Linked DNA regions of Homo sapiens: all the other regions are linked to region 5. Evidence: chromatin contacts called from ENCODE Hi-C or POLR2A ChIA-PET data. All regions are on one chromosome and are shown on one strand. Each heading gives the region's core, a stretch centred on a gene start or an enhancer-like site at or near the end of the contact. The rest is flanking DNA. Distances are from core to core; before and after follow the strand shown. Region 1 holds the start of MMS19 (MMS19 cytosolic iron-sulfur assembly component). Region 2 holds the start of MORN4 (MORN repeat containing 4). Region 3 holds the start of AVPI1 (arginine vasopressin induced 1). Region 4 holds the start of CCNJ (cyclin J). Region 5 holds the start of LCOR (ligand dependent nuclear receptor corepressor).

Evidence for each region. A loop is a pair of places that touch in the nucleus more often than their neighbours do. ChIA-PET counts read pairs that join two places held with the same protein, here RNA polymerase II (POLR2A). Pooled maps may share reads with other maps.
Region 1: a loop to region 5 is called in a map of CD4-positive, alpha-beta T cell, with 11 times the contacts of the local background. The contact joins the promoter of MMS19 here to the promoter of LCOR in region 5. A Hi-C loop is called at or near these places in 4 of 168 maps with a recorded cell type or tissue (CD4-positive, alpha-beta T cell, CD8-positive, alpha-beta T cell and naive thymus-derived CD4-positive, alpha-beta T cell), 7 of 37 single-sample maps with no recorded cell type and 15 of 50 pooled maps.
Region 2: a pooled map shows a loop between it and region 5 (6-fold over the local background). The contact joins the promoter of MORN4 here to the promoter of LCOR in region 5. A Hi-C loop is called at or near these places in 2 of 168 maps with a recorded cell type or tissue (CD8-positive, alpha-beta T cell and naive thymus-derived CD4-positive, alpha-beta T cell) and 13 of 50 pooled maps.
Region 3: a map of CD8-positive, alpha-beta T cell shows a loop between it and region 5 (12-fold over the local background). The contact joins the promoter of AVPI1 here to the promoter of LCOR in region 5. A Hi-C loop is called at or near these places in 1 of 168 maps with a recorded cell type or tissue (CD8-positive, alpha-beta T cell) and 8 of 50 pooled maps. POLR2A ChIA-PET finds 5 or more read pairs at or near these places in 1 of 52 experiments (Panc1).
Region 4: a loop to region 5 is called in a map of CD8-positive, alpha-beta T cell, with 4 times the contacts of the local background. The contact joins the promoter of CCNJ here to the promoter of LCOR in region 5. A Hi-C loop is called at or near these places in 4 of 168 maps with a recorded cell type or tissue (CD8-positive, alpha-beta T cell, aorta and naive thymus-derived CD4-positive, alpha-beta T cell) and 12 of 50 pooled maps.

What each region holds. Positions count from the first base shown.
Region 1 is chr10:97,497,038-97,499,737 of GRCh38, reverse strand. MMS19 (MMS19 cytosolic iron-sulfur assembly component) reads left to right here and starts at 1,316. Exons shown (of 31, transcript NM_022362.5): 1 at 1,316-1,465. The coding sequence starts at 1,354. UBTD1 (ubiquitin domain containing 1) reads right to left here and starts at 814. Exons shown (of 3, transcript NM_024954.5): 1 at 465-814. The coding sequence starts at 534. RefSeq lists silencers at 195-394, 405-1,164 and enhancers at 1,405-1,574, 1,935-1,984, 1,661-2,191.
Region 2 is chr10:97,632,147-97,634,846 of GRCh38, reverse strand. It overlaps MORN4 (MORN repeat containing 4), which reads left to right and starts at 1,347. Exons shown (of 5, transcript NM_178832.4): 1 at 1,347-1,500. RefSeq lists an enhancer at 994-1,083.
Region 3 is chr10:97,685,897-97,688,596 of GRCh38, reverse strand. AVPI1 (arginine vasopressin induced 1) reads left to right here and starts at 1,356. Exons shown (of 3, transcript NM_021732.3): 1 at 1,356-1,831. RefSeq lists enhancers at 312-1,265, 333-1,532, 1,266-2,219 and a silencer at 990-1,369.
Region 4 is chr10:96,042,198-96,044,897 of GRCh38, reverse strand. It overlaps CCNJ (cyclin J), which reads right to left and starts at 1,315. Exons shown (of 6, transcript NM_001134375.2): 1 at 1,179-1,315; 2 at 436-545. The coding sequence starts at 504. The region is part of intron 2 of ENTPD1-AS1 (ENTPD1 antisense RNA 1); the gene reads left to right. RefSeq lists silencers at 1,035-1,604, 1,732-1,926.
Region 5 is chr10:96,831,004-96,833,703 of GRCh38, reverse strand. LCOR (ligand dependent nuclear receptor corepressor) reads right to left here and starts at 1,406. Exons shown (of 8, transcript NM_001346516.2): 1 at 1,305-1,406; 2 at 225-298. LOC102723665 (a long non-coding RNA gene) reads left to right here and starts at 1,246. Exons shown (of 1, transcript NR_135921.1): 1 at 1,246-2,700. RefSeq lists enhancers at 1-166, 167-882, 883-1,597 and silencers at 344-583, 624-683, 724-1,443, 1,454-1,503, 1,524-1,823.

The DNA.
Region 1 (2,700 bases), core at 67-2,566, 670 kb before region 5:
AGACACGATCTGCAGCTCGATAATGACACAGTCTTTGGAAGGAGCGACTGTTCTCGCCTCGCTCGCTCCGAGTTCTGGGGACGCCTGGCTGCCCGCGCCGTGCCCCGACGGGCCGGCGTCCGACCCCGGCCGGAGCTGCCAGGCCAGCGGCGCCCTCGCCCCCGGCCTCCTCCCGATCCGTCGGCCCCGCTGCGGTCTGCAAACATTTCCTGCCCCCACCCCCACCAGGAGCTACCCAGTTGGAGAGAGTTGGTCGCGCAGCCGGCTCAGTGCTCGCAGTTGCCCCAACTCAGCTCCCCCGGCCGCCCGGCGCTGGGGAGCGGCCCCCTCTGGCTGCGGAGCAGCCCATCGGGGAAACCCAAGCGCCAGCACCAGTGGGGAGTCCATCGGTAAGCCCAGGACTCGGGCGAGGAGGGGGACAACTGGCGGGATGCCCGAGGCCCTGCTCCCTTCCCCATCGTTACCTGCTCGCTTGCGGGGGTGTCCCGGGGCTGCCGGCCTCTCCCGGCGCTGTCTCCCCACGCAGTTGCCCATGCTGGCTCCTCAGCCAGTCCCCATGCACCGGAGGCGGCGGGGTGGTCGGCTGCTCAGCGGACGGCGGCGTCCCGGGTCAATGGCTCCGGCCGCCCGGCATCGGGCGCTCCCCGATCTCCCCCCGGGGGCGCGCTCAGCCCCAGCGATGGCTCCGCCAAAACTTTGCGGGCCAGGGGAGAGAGGGAAGTGGCAGACTCCCCAGCACGGTCCCAGGTGGCCGGGCCAGGGGGGCCCGCGACGGTGCCCGGCCGGAGACCAGCTCCGCTGGAGGGGCGGAGAGAGGGGGCGGGCACCGCCGCAGCTACTCCCGGCTCGCTCGGGGCACCAGGCAGGGGCCGGCCCCCTGGAGCCTGTCACTCACCTGCCTAACCCCGCCCCAGGCCGGCCCCTCTCCCTTCCGCCGGCTCGCGGTGCCCGCGCCGCCGCCACCACCCGCCCCAGGTGCGCATGTGACCGACAGCACCGCCCCCTAGGGCTGGGCCTGATTTTCTCATTGGCTTCCCCCGTGGTGCGTACCGCCCCTCTCCCCACCCAGCCAGGTGCCCGCCCCGCAGCCCGTCTCCCGGGGAGCCGGGCTGGGAATTATTCGCCCTCAATCGCCTCCGGCTGCGTGCCCAGCAGCCGCCTTCCCTCTCGGTGCCACCGCCCCATTTCAGGCCCCGCCCCTCCCTGGAACTGCCTAGGCAGAAGCCGGCAGGCACGTGACCCCGGCGCCCCGCCCCCTTGCGCTTCCCCGGAGATTGGCTCGGGAGGCGCATGCGCGGAGAGCCCGTCTCGAGCCACCGCCCATATCCCCTCCCACGGTCTCTAGTTCGCGTTATGGCCGCTGCCGCGGCTGTGGAGGCGGCGGCGCCTATGGGTGCCCTATGGGGCCTCGTGCACGACTTCGTCGTGGGTCAGCAAGAGGGCCCCGCTGACCAGGTGGCTGCAGGTACGGCAGACGGCGCCGCGCGCCTTCCGCATGGGGGCCAACAGGAGGGAGCGGCCTCAGTACAGGCGCCGGGCGGGAAGGGAGGAGCGGGGTGACTTTGAGAGATTGGTCTCAAGGCTGGTTAGTGAGCACCGCGAGGTTCAGAGCCGTAACAAGTTAGAGAGTTGCCTGTGTCTTCCTTAAAACCATTTACACTTCTCATCTCCCTGTAGCCAATTATAGGGAATCATTACATTTTACAGATGAGGAAACTGAGGCTCAGCGAGGGCAAGAGGACTTGCGCAGGGCTGCAGACCAGGCAGGAGGGGGAGGTGGGACTCGGACCCAGGCGTTCAGGTCCGAACCGGGTGCTCACGCCACGAAGCCATGCTGTTTGTGGGAGGTTGACGTGTGGAGGTGCATCCTCGCAGCGTCCGCTCCCGTCGCGTGGCATCCTGGGAGTGGCAGATGGCCCCGCGCTCTGACTGGCTGGAATTAAGAGGAGTTGAGGAGACGGGCCAGGAGGAGCTGGAGATGTTCTGGGTGTCCTCCTTAAGACTTTCTCTCCGTTTCTTGCTAAAGTTCTTGATTAGTTTGCTCCATGACGTTTTATGTGGCGTTTGTTTTTGTCTTCTTCCCAGACCCCCACTTTCCTGCTTTTGACCAGTTCAGAGATCTCTTAGTTCAGACAGCTTATCTAAAATTAGAATAAAACGATTTCCAGGCTTCCGTGGAGTTCTGAGACTTTGCTCTTCTAGGAAAAAAAAAAAACTACTAAAAAGTTATTGAATGTTAGGAGGCCTTCAGATCTTGGGTTTAAGTAACAATATAAAATTATCTAATGAGTAGTTTTTTTAAAAAAACTTTGGAAATTTCGTATGCTTGGAGAGAAGTAAGGACACATTTCTCTTGGATATTGAGCGTATTAACCTTTAGAATATGTAAGAAAAGAATAGTGAATCTGCTAGAAATATAATACTTTGTTCGTTAGCAGTATTCCACTTTAATTCAATCATGCCACTATTGTTGAATACATATTATTCCCCAAACATGATGCAAAGCAATAGGAATATAAATACAAATTAGGTTAGATCTGTGCCCACCAGGAACTTATAGTATGCTGGGAGAGGCAACCATTCTGTAAGAGGTGTGTGCAGCGTAGTTTGGAAGCATCAAGGAGCAAATACCTGGTGCTGCCACCAAACTTAACATCTTACAATTTTATGAAATGTAGTGTGTTATCAGTGTTTACAATT
Region 2 (2,700 bases), core at 98-2,597, 800 kb before region 5:
GATCCAGCTACTGCACTCCAGACTGGGTGACAGAGGGAGACCCTGTCTCAAAACAAAAAAAAAAATAAAGAAACATTTACAATCTATGCTCTCTGGAGCCTGCTACCTGTAGCCTTCTCTGCATAATAAAAACCTTGATTTCCACAATTCCTTGTGTGTGTGTGTGTGTGTGTGTGTGTGTGTGTGTGCGTGCATATCTTAGTAACAATTCCTTAACTTAACCCAGACATTCCCTTCTGTGGGTTCCAGGTCTTTAAACTCTTTCAACCAATTGTCAATCAGGACATCTTTGAATCCACCTACATCCTGGAACTTGCCACCCCCACCCCCACTTTCGGGACCAAGCCAATGTATATTTTACATGTATTGATTGATGTCTTACGTCTCCCTAAAATGTATAAAATCAAGTGGTGTCCCGACTATTTTGGACACACATTCTTAGGACCTTCTAAGGCTGTGTCACGGGCATGTCCTTAACATTGGCAAAATAAACTCCTAAATTGATTGAGACCTGTCTCAGATACTTTTTGGTTTGCAATTTATTTATTTGAGACAGGGTCTTGCTAGGTCGCCCAGGCTGGGGTACAGTGGCAGAATCATGGCTTATTGCAGCCTCAACCTCCTGGGCTCAAGGGATCCTCCCACCTCAGCCTCCTGAGTAGCTGTGACTACAGGCACCCACCACTAGGCTGGGTAATTTTTTTCTTCTGTAGATACGGAGTCTCCCTGCGTTGCCCAGGCTGATCTAGAACTCTTGGGCTCAAGCCTCCCGCACTCCTGAGCTCAAGCCGCGGCCTCCCGAAGTGCTGGGATTACAGATGTGAGCCACTGCGCCTGGCCAGGTACTATATTTTAAACAAAAAGGATCTAGATAATGACAAGGACAGCACAAATTCCTATAATGAATGCAAAAGTGTCTTGATATCACAATGTCTAGCACAGAGTTATTGGAGGCTATCCTGCCTAGCGCGTTACAATTTACAAAGCTGCCTCTCTGAAGCTGGATTTAGGATCTGCCTTAAACTCCGCGGCGGGGCCCTTGACAGCAGTGGGGACTGGAGCAAGATCAGAGCCGCTCGCGTTGATGGTCACTGTTGCTTCGGGCGCAGGTTTGGTTTTCTTTGGGGTTGCCATTTCAACTAGACGGCCTCTGGGTAGGCCAGATCTGGATCCTCTGTCTTTATCTGCGTTGCAGAGGTGGGACCACCCCTCTTTCACATAGTCAGCCCGGGTTCGCAAACACTCGGCCCCGCACAAAGATGGCGTGGAGCCGGGCTGGGCCAATGCGGAGTGGCGTTGCTCCCGGTTGCCTAGGTAACAGCCAATGGGCAGCGGGAATTGTACCCAGTGCGGTCGCCCAGGATGGCGGCGTCAAGTGGGGCAATCGCTGGTGGAGGTGGCGGAGAGCAAGGTGGCAGCCGGGAGCCCATCAGAGGAAAAGTCCGAGGCGCTGGAACCCTGCGTCCAGGCGTGACGGTCATCCCGAAAGGCCGGCCCCAGGTTGGCTGGAGGCGCAGGAGGGAGGGGGCCGGGAAAGAGTGTGATCGGTCAGGTGGGCACTGAGGAACGGAGCACGAGATGACCCGGCTCGGGGGCGCGGCTCCACCTCGGATACGCTGACCTGAGGGCGGTTGCCTGTGGGGGACCCAAACCTGAACCCTTTAGTCTCCACCGCGGGGGTCGAGGCCCGGGAGAGCTGACTGGACTGGGGTTAGCGAGCAGAGGGTGGAGGGTTGCATCAGGGGAATTGGCAGACCTGTGTGAGCGTTAGACCCTGCCGGGCGGGAGAGCGGGCCCGGATAGCAGGAAGGAACGCGCCTGGAAGGTGAAAATGGGGTGCGAGAAGGTGTTGCCTTGTTGTGGTCTAGGGCTTTGTTTTCCCTGAGCCCGCCTTTATCTCACTGGTGGAGAGAACTCCCACATATGGAAGCCTGGGGAATGGGATGCTTCATTTAGTTGATGGGTGGTATCCCTGCATTCTAGCATCTCTGAACTGCTTAGGTACCAGCAGGAATAACTGCTATATCGGAGTCCAGCCCTGGCATTCCCTTTCCCGTGAAATAGGATAGTATTCTGGCAGTATTACTCCCTAGTCCCAATCACCCCCAGGTCATCATCGCCTTTAAATAAAAAAAAAAAAAAATCTTTTTGGCGCCAGTATTTTCTTCCCACTTTCTTCAATCTAACCATCCCACAGTCTTCCCTAAACGAACCCTTCATATAGCAACGATACATTTCTTTACTTTTCACATGAGGAAAGAGGAGGTTAGACTTATAATGAAAAACAGTTATTTCGAGCTCCTTTTAAAACACTTAAAAAAAAATATTTAGGCCGGGCGCGGTGGCTCACGCCTGTAATCCCAACACTTTGGGAGGCCGAGGCGGGTGGATCACGAAGTCAGGAGTTCAAAACTAGCTTGGCCAAGATGGTGAAACCTCGTCTCTACTAAAAATACAAAAATTAGCCAAGCATGGTGGCACGTGCCTGTAATCCCAACTACCCAGGAGGCTGAGGCAGGAGAATTGCTTGAACCTGGGAGGCGGCGGTTGCAGTGAGCCAAGATCCTGCCACTGCACTCCAGCATGGGGGACAGAGCAAGACTCCGTCTCAAAAAAAAAAAAAAAAAAAAAAAAGGGGAGTATTATTTGACTTTTTGTTCTAGGTTCCTAACAAGGCTAATCTTTGTTCATCAAAGCCTT
Region 3 (2,700 bases), core at 107-2,606, 850 kb before region 5:
GACCCAGGAGCCTTTCCTGAGCATTGCTGAACAAGTGCACAAACACTTCATCTTCCAAGGACAAAACAAGCATTTATCAGAGGCCTACTGGACACCCTGCCTCCACTCCTGCCCCCTCCAATCCAAGTTCCAAACTGCAGCCAGAGTGACCTTCTAAAAACACAAACTTGTCATGATGATGAAATTTGCAAAGTGCTGACTGACACTACTGGTACGTGGTAAGTACTATAAAATGCCCGTTACATAAACACAGTACATATAATGCCATTCCTTGTTTAAACCCCTCCAAGGATCACATGCAACCTTCTCTGCCTGCCTCTGCCTTCTACTTCCCACCGTGCTCTCTCTTGCTAGCCTTACTCCGGGTCGCATTTAATTCCTCCGGAGCCAAGCTACCTCCTGGCCCAACCAAATGCCTTTCCCTCTTTCCTTAAAGCAGTCTCCCCAGATCCACTCCTCTTCATTTGACCAGTTTCAACTCCTTCTTTATATCTCAGCTTAAATGCTGCTTCTTCAGCCCTCCTGAACCTCCCAGAGGAAGCTTAGGTTCCTCCATATTTATCCTCTTATAGCCATAACATTGATCACAACTGTAATCACATACTCCATGTTTTAGGTTGTTTAATGCCTGCCTCCCTTACTAGGCTGTAGACTCCCCAGGACAAGGGCTATAGGTCTTTCCGTCTCTCTTGTTTACGGCCTATCAAGGAACTCGGACAGCATAGGTCACTAATGAACATTTCCGAATGCATACAAACTTTAAAATACGGTCTTGTTTAGGTAACCGGCCCAAAGTCGCACAAATGACCCAATATTTGAACCCACGACATTCTGGCTTTGAAGCCCAAGGTCTGACTCCAGCAGACTGCCCCCTCCTCTCCCTCAAAGCCGGAGCCAAACGGTGGGCTGGGAGGGGACTTGAGCGGCAGAGTCTGAGGATCTGCAGAGGGCCACGCGCTGCAAGGCAGTCAGTGCCGCGCGCGCTGGCCTCGGGCCCAGGAGAAGGGGCATCCGTCACGTGTACCCGGCAGGGCCAGCTTTCGCCGCACCCTGGGGCAGGAATGCAGCCCCGCCCAGCTCCCGCGCCAGCAAAACCGCGCTGGCCCTGGGGACTGACGTCAATGAAGGGGGCGCCTCGGGCGCCGCGCGGGGGCGGAGAGGGCGGTGGGCAGGGCCCGGGCAGACACGCCCCCTCACCGCCGCTCCGCCGCCGATTAGGTTTGAGGAAGCTTCGCACTCCGCTTTCGAGGCCAGCGGAGGCGGGGGGCGGGGATGGACACGCCCCCTCCCTGTCTCCCACCGATGATTGGCGCACGGAACTCCGCCTTGGGTTTGGAAGGCTCGCCTGGGAGCTCATACCTGGCTAGGGCCGAGGATTGGCTGTTCCGGGGCTAGGGAGCGCTTTCTCCCGGGAACCGCGGCTGTGACCCAAGTGGCCCGGACCAGTTTGGGGCTGCGTGCGGCCTGCCTCAAGCAACCAGGTACGTAGGTCGGCGGCCCAGCTCGGCGCTGCGGTGGGAGCCGGAGGGCGACAGTCAGAGCCGGGGTGCCAGCGGGACGCGACCGCCAGATCCACTTAGGACCCCGTCGTTCTGCGAAGCGGCCACGTCTGAGTCCCGGGGCCTCCTCGTGCTGCAGATGTCGCCTTAGGACCTCGGCCAGGATACCCTCTGCCATGCTCTTGTGCTGCCCGTGATCACCGACTGGCCCTTGTAAGCACCTTCGCAGAGCTGCGCCTGCCCTTTCTGAAGGCTGTGGAAGAGGTTGGAGTGGGCGCATCTTAGCTTGCCCCATCCCCATTTGAGGTCTGTCGGAGCTGCCCTTCAGTGTGGTGAGTACCTGCTCCAATTCTCCACCGGGCAGTGGAGTGCAGAGGGTACAGAGGCTAGCTTGGGAGTCCTGACTTTGGATCCCTCCCTGCTCCTTCCACAATCTACAGAAGCAGATAGCCTCCGAAAGGCTTCTGGGACCGACCTTCCCCAGAAGACCTCCTCAGCCATCTGGCAGGAACAAAAATAACAGTGGCTTGAGAGCCCGGGTGCTGGGGTCAGACTGCCTGGGTTCATGTCCCAGCTTCCATCACCTGCCAGCTGTGTGACTTTGGGTGTAGCTTTCTCATCTGTAAAATGGGTATAACAATAGTGCCACCTTAAGTGAGGAGGAAAGAAAGCACCCATCTGAACGTGCTCTGTTCTGCGCTTGACACTGAACAAGCTGCCTCTATGATTTTAATCATAAAGCTATGATTTAAAAGTACACAGATTTGTTGATGGCTGTGATGATGAAAATGACAATGATTCTATAGCCCCTGGTAGTCAAACAGCCTTTCCCTTCATCATTTATTCATTCAACCAGCATGCATAGAATGTCTGTGGTATACCAGGTACTAGAAGGAATGCCGTCACAAACTTAATCTCCCTTTTCCTGTTAAGAGTTATTTATACTCACCATTTATTTTAAAAAGCTTATTTAAAATTTTATAGAGGCAGTCTTGCTATGTTGACCAGGCTGGTCTGGAACTCCTGGGCTCAAGCAATCCTCCCACCTCAGCCTCCCAAAGTGCTGGGATTACAGGCGTGAGCCACCAGGCCTGGCCTTATACTATTTTGATGACGAGCAACTTGTGGCAGGGGAAACTGAGACTTATCCAAGGTCACCCAGTTAGCAGCACAGCCAGAATTCAGGGTTCTAGAAATCTTG
Region 4 (2,700 bases), core at 66-2,565, 790 kb after region 5:
ACAGAAATTTCACTTGTCCACGTCTCACGGCAAGTTAGCGGAAAGGCTGAGGAATTTATGTACAAAAGCGACTTAAACTGGCTGCATGCAACGGCAACTCTCGAACAAAGAGGGCTGTTCTGCCCAACAAAAATTCAGTGTATATATCTTTTAAAATACAAGATCAAATTCATGACCCACCTGGAAGCCAGAACGCCCCTTTCCACCTTCCCTGGCCCAACTACCATCTCCCTACTCATTCAGGTTGCAGGTTCTTTTGATACATCCCAGAGAAGGAGCCAAGAAGTTAATTAACCTTGAGCAAATGAGCAAACTCGCCTTTTCTGGCCCGGAAGATAGTGAGTAAAGAACCTGACTAGACCTTCTAGAGAGCCGAGATTCAGAACAACTGGCGCGACACACAGAAGGAGAAGGCAGGCCGGGCCTCGGAGTTACCTTGTAGCGAAGCGCTTGGTGAATATCGGCGGCCAGCTGTCCTCGCCACCACTGCCCCTCCAGCTCCATGGGACCCGGCGGCGCGCCCAGCCCGACGCGGCAACTCGAGTCTGTAAGACACACCCCAGGCGCGGTCACTGCCGGCTCCCCCGCGACCCTCTGCGCCCCCTCCCCGGGGGGTGTGACCTCAGGCCACCCGGTGTGGCTGCTCATCTTCACTTGACTCTTCCTCAACCCAGCCCGACCCGAGTCGTTTCCCCCAACGCCACACGCGAAGCCGGGTCTGCCCCCGCAGGAAGAGCCGAAGGACTCTGAGACTCACTGCTCGACTATGTGTCGGGCAAAAGGGGATCCACTCGGGCCCTGAGTTGCCAAAGCGCGGAGCCAGGTGCGAGCTCGGGAAGAGCTGGGGGAGGCCCGGCTGGGGCTCCCTGCGTCCGGGGCTGGAGTTCTCCCGCCCTCCCTGAGGAGCGGGGAGAGGTGACACGCTCATAGCCCCGCTGAGGGGAAACGCTCCCATGGCAAAGCCCGGGGGTGAGCGTCTGCCTGGCCGCGGGTCTCCGCATGGACGTCGGGAGCCTGCTCCTCCCCGGGAGCCCCGAGAAACGCACGTTCCGCGCGGCCTCAGAAAGGGGAACAAAAGGCCGGGCCAGCCAGGCTCTGCGCCTCACCCCGGGAGGGTCCGCTGCCCCACGCCTACCCCAGGCCTGCCGGGCCGCCCGGCCCCACGCTGGCTCCCTTACCCGGAACCGCGGCCCTCACAGCCCCAGCCCCGCCGTCGTGCGGCGGACGCCGGCCCCGCTCATGCTGCGGACAGTGGGCCGCTAAGCGCCGGCCTCAGCTAGAGCCCAGCGCCTGGACGCTCGCGCCGCCCATTGTTAAAGGACCGGCAGGCGGCTCCGCATACAAAGCCAGCGCGGGGGCACTTGAGGCCCCGCCGCTGCCAATCTCGTCTCGCGATACAGCGGGGTCGCCCCGAGCCGTCCAATTGGCGGCCGGGCCGGGCCCAGGTGCAGCGCCAGGCGGCGGCGCGGCGGCTCCCGCCTGGGTACGGTCAGCATCCCGCACGGCGCGGCGTGGCCTGGGCTGGCCTGGCGCTTCGGTTGCCGGGGCGCTCAGCCGCCACCTACTGCGAAGCCGGCCTGATCGCCGGCTGAGGTCGGCAGAGAGCGCCGGAGAAATTGTAAGGTGGATCACTGCAGTGACCAATCCAGTTAGGCCACTCACCTGCTGAGAACCTTCGATGGCTCCTCGATGCCCGCGGAGCAAAGTTCCGACGCCTCAGTTTGGCGTTTAAAAGTCTTCACGGCATGGATTCGGTTTACCTTACTTCACGTTGCACCAACCGCTTCCATCCCAGGGGCTGCTCCGTGGATCATCAGGCCCTCCAAATGTGCTTTAGCTGTTTCTGCAGCCCCTGAAGCGTTTTTTTTTTCCTGTGAAATTATGCTCTTTTTTTAAGTTCCACCTCAAACTCCACCTTTCTTCTAGAAACCTAATTAATCTCTTCCCCCTCCTTATTTTCGTTGCTGTAGGGATTCCCAAGAGCTTTGAATGAAGACATTTAAGATTACTTCTAGTAACCTTGCTTGTCAAACCCATGGTGGATGTAATTAACCATCTGTGCTCGTAAATCAGGAAACTGCAAAACTGTGAGAACACTCCGACGTCAATTGAGGTGATATGGGGGCTGAAATGTGATTAGAGGAAACCTAATCAATTGTATTTTAACCTCTTTGGTGGATTATCACAAAAGAGGTGGATGGTAACCCTAGGACAGTGAGACTGTCCACTTTTCTGAGACTGGAGATCAATCTCTTAATAGTAAAACGTAAATATTTTTAAAACTTCACCCCTTTTACTTTGAATCCTTTGTCCAAAAAGATACATGATGATAAAGAACTACTACAAAGTGATAAATACATTTTATGTGATTCTGGGTGGCATCTTCATTTGAAGATCATCAGCAGACATGTATATGAGCCGTACCCTATCCATAGACGATGCTTATACCCAGGAGAGCAGGCCCGCAGGAACCAAAGGCAAGAAAAGGGAAACTCAGAAGCTGAAGTTGGCAGATCCCGGCCTAACCCGACATAGTCCAGGGAGAAGGCTGCCCTGGCCTGTCTCTCAGTTGCAGGGTCCTCTAGAGTGAAGGTAGACACATCAGGCTAAAAGCTTCATGCCATTTTTAATGGCATTTAAATAGTGTCTACATCCTTGGGTTCCATTTCATGACTATTAAACAACTTTATAATAATTTGG
Region 5 (2,700 bases), core at 157-2,656:
TTCCCAAGAATATTCCCCTGGGGGAGAAGGGGCTGGAATTCTGGGCCTCCCCGAGGACTGGGCGTGGGGGACAGCGGACGACGAGAGGGCATCTCCCCACACACCAGCAGCACCGAAGCAAAGACGGGGAAGTAACAATGCTGGAGGACAGGAGAGTCAGACACAAGGATGGACTGGGGCTAGGGGGCGGCGGGCGGAGCGGAGACACCACACGGGCCACTTACTTTTTGGAGGGGGGTTAAATATATGAGTTAAGCCCTTATGGTCCCGCCGGCCGCCGCACAGAGGGAAACGGGACCTTGGGAGAGAAAAACAGACAAAACACACAGTGTGAGAGGCGCAGCTCGGCCGCCCGGCCCCTCCCGGGGCGCCCCCGTCCGCGCTCCCTCCGGCCCGCAGGGAAAAAGCCACCCGAGGGCGGCCCAAGGTCCGGGAGGCGGGGGGCGGACGGGGCATTCGGGCGAGGCTGCGGCTCCGGCCAATCCCCGGGAGGGGACGAGAGCGACCCCCGCCGGGGCTCCTCGGTCGGACCCGGTCCCACCCCCTCCTCCCGCAGCACGACACCGAACACAAATACGCACACACCGACCCGTGCGTCGAGGATTAACTCCCCGGCCACCGCCGCCCGCTGAGGAAGTGCAGCCGCTGCCCCCCGCGGCCATGACACCCCACTTGGCTCGGTCAGGCGCACCCGGGGACTGTGACAGCTCCAGCTCCCTCCGCCCCCATCTCCACCTCACGCTTCGCACACGCCCGAGCGCCGGGCGCCCGCCTGCAGCCCGCCGCGCGTGCACGCAGACCCGGGGGCGCGCCCCGCGCGTGGGGGAGGGGTGGCGCAGGAGGAGGACGGCGGCGGCCACAGCGCGGGTGGGGGCCGAGCACGCCCGCGCCCCTCGCGCCTCCCCCAGTACAGCGGCAGCGCCGCGAGGCGAGTCGCCACAATAAGCCGGCGGCGGCGCCGGGGCGCCGGGCCTGGAGCGGGAGCAGGGGCGGGAGCGGGGAGGGAGGGGAGCGAGCAGGCGGGGATGGAGAGCGGGAGGGGGAGGAACCCGCGCTCCCGCCGAGAGCCAGCCCCGGGGAGGCGCGCGGAGGGGAGGGGCCGGCGCGCGCTCGGCCGAGCAGGGGAGCCCGCCTGGAGGTCGCGCGCGCTCACACTCCGGGGGGTGGGGGAAGGGGGGACGCTCGAGCCAAAGAGGGCGGGCGGGCCGGAGCAGCAATTGCCACTTCCCCAGCTTCCTCCCTGGTCTGGGGCGACCGGCGGCGGGGCGGCCGGAGGGGCGGCGGCGGTCGGCGGAGGGTCTCACCTACACAGTGAATGAGCTTGTGGCGCCACGAATCCAGTTCTTGCCGAAAGCCGCGTCTCTCAACGGAGCATTGCTGCCGCCTACACACCCTCGCCATCTTCTGCCGCCCGCCCGGCCCAGCCTCCGCCGCGGCCCCGCGCACGCCCAGCCGCGTCGCCCGGGGCCGCGCACGCACCCGCGGCCCGGGCGTCGCGCCTCCTGCCGGGGGCGGTGCGGGGGCAGGGCCGGCCTCACCTCACCGTGGCCCCGGCGTGGCCCGGGGGCGGCCTGGGCCCGCTCACCCGCCCCGCGCGCCGCCCGCCGGGCTGCGATCCCGCCGTCCTTCTACGCGGCTGCCGCCGCCTCTGGCCGCCCGGGACGGCGCCTTCCCACAGCCGGAAGTCAGTCCCGCTGGCCCCGCGCCGCCTTCGCACTGTCCCCCAAGGCCACGGCTGCCCCCGCCCTCCCCGGGGCTTTTTGTTTTTTACGCCAGCCCCATTTATCACTTCCAACCTGCCTATCGCCCGGCACCAACTGTTGCAAGTTCCGTAATAACTGCTGCTATGAACTTCTCCGTCGAAACTGCTCCTCCCCAGAGCCTGTTTAAGAAGCAGAAATAAGAATAAATTCCCGGATGCCGGTGGATGCACTGACCTCTAAGATTTTCAAAGGTGAAGTGGATACACGTTATTAAGTCATTGGGAGACATCGCCAACATTGGGAAACCTAGTAAAAAGTGGAAATCGAGCGTTTTAAATAAAAAAAAAAAAAGGTTTCTACTAGCAAGACTGATCGTAGGCGAACTTCTCAAGGAATTTTGGAATATTGTGCCAAAGTGAGAATATTTAATATTTCCAAAAGTAGACTTAACTAGGAATACTTAAAGCAGAGACTATTGGAAATGCTTTAATTTGGGATTTCAGGAAAGGGCTTGAAGAGAAATATTTTATATGAGCAAGCCTCTTGGAATAATTGAATCACCTTAATTTTGTCACTGTTACTTCGAAGAGAACGAGAAGAGAGAAGATGGGAAACGAAAGGAGAAAGGGAAAAGAAATGGGGTGGAAAGAAAAAAGCAGAAGAGATCGCCCTATACCAGTAGGCCTAGTACCCTAGGATTCTGGCCTCTTTCTCCCACCTTTGGTGTTTAAGATTAAGGACAGTGCATTCCTGCTTTTAGAAATTTAAATTTAAGTTTGAAGACTTAATTTTAATTACTGTAGTAGGTAAAGCAAAGTCGTTAAATACTTGACATCAGGATCCCATTGGAGTATTGATTTAGGTCTTTTCAAAGGTGGTGGTCCTGGTTCTCTGCACCAGCCACTGGCGGAATGGCGGAATGGTGTATCTACCAATGAACAGATGGACTGGGTGGGCCTCGGGTACGGGTGGCTTGAGATGCAAATGCAAGGGTAGG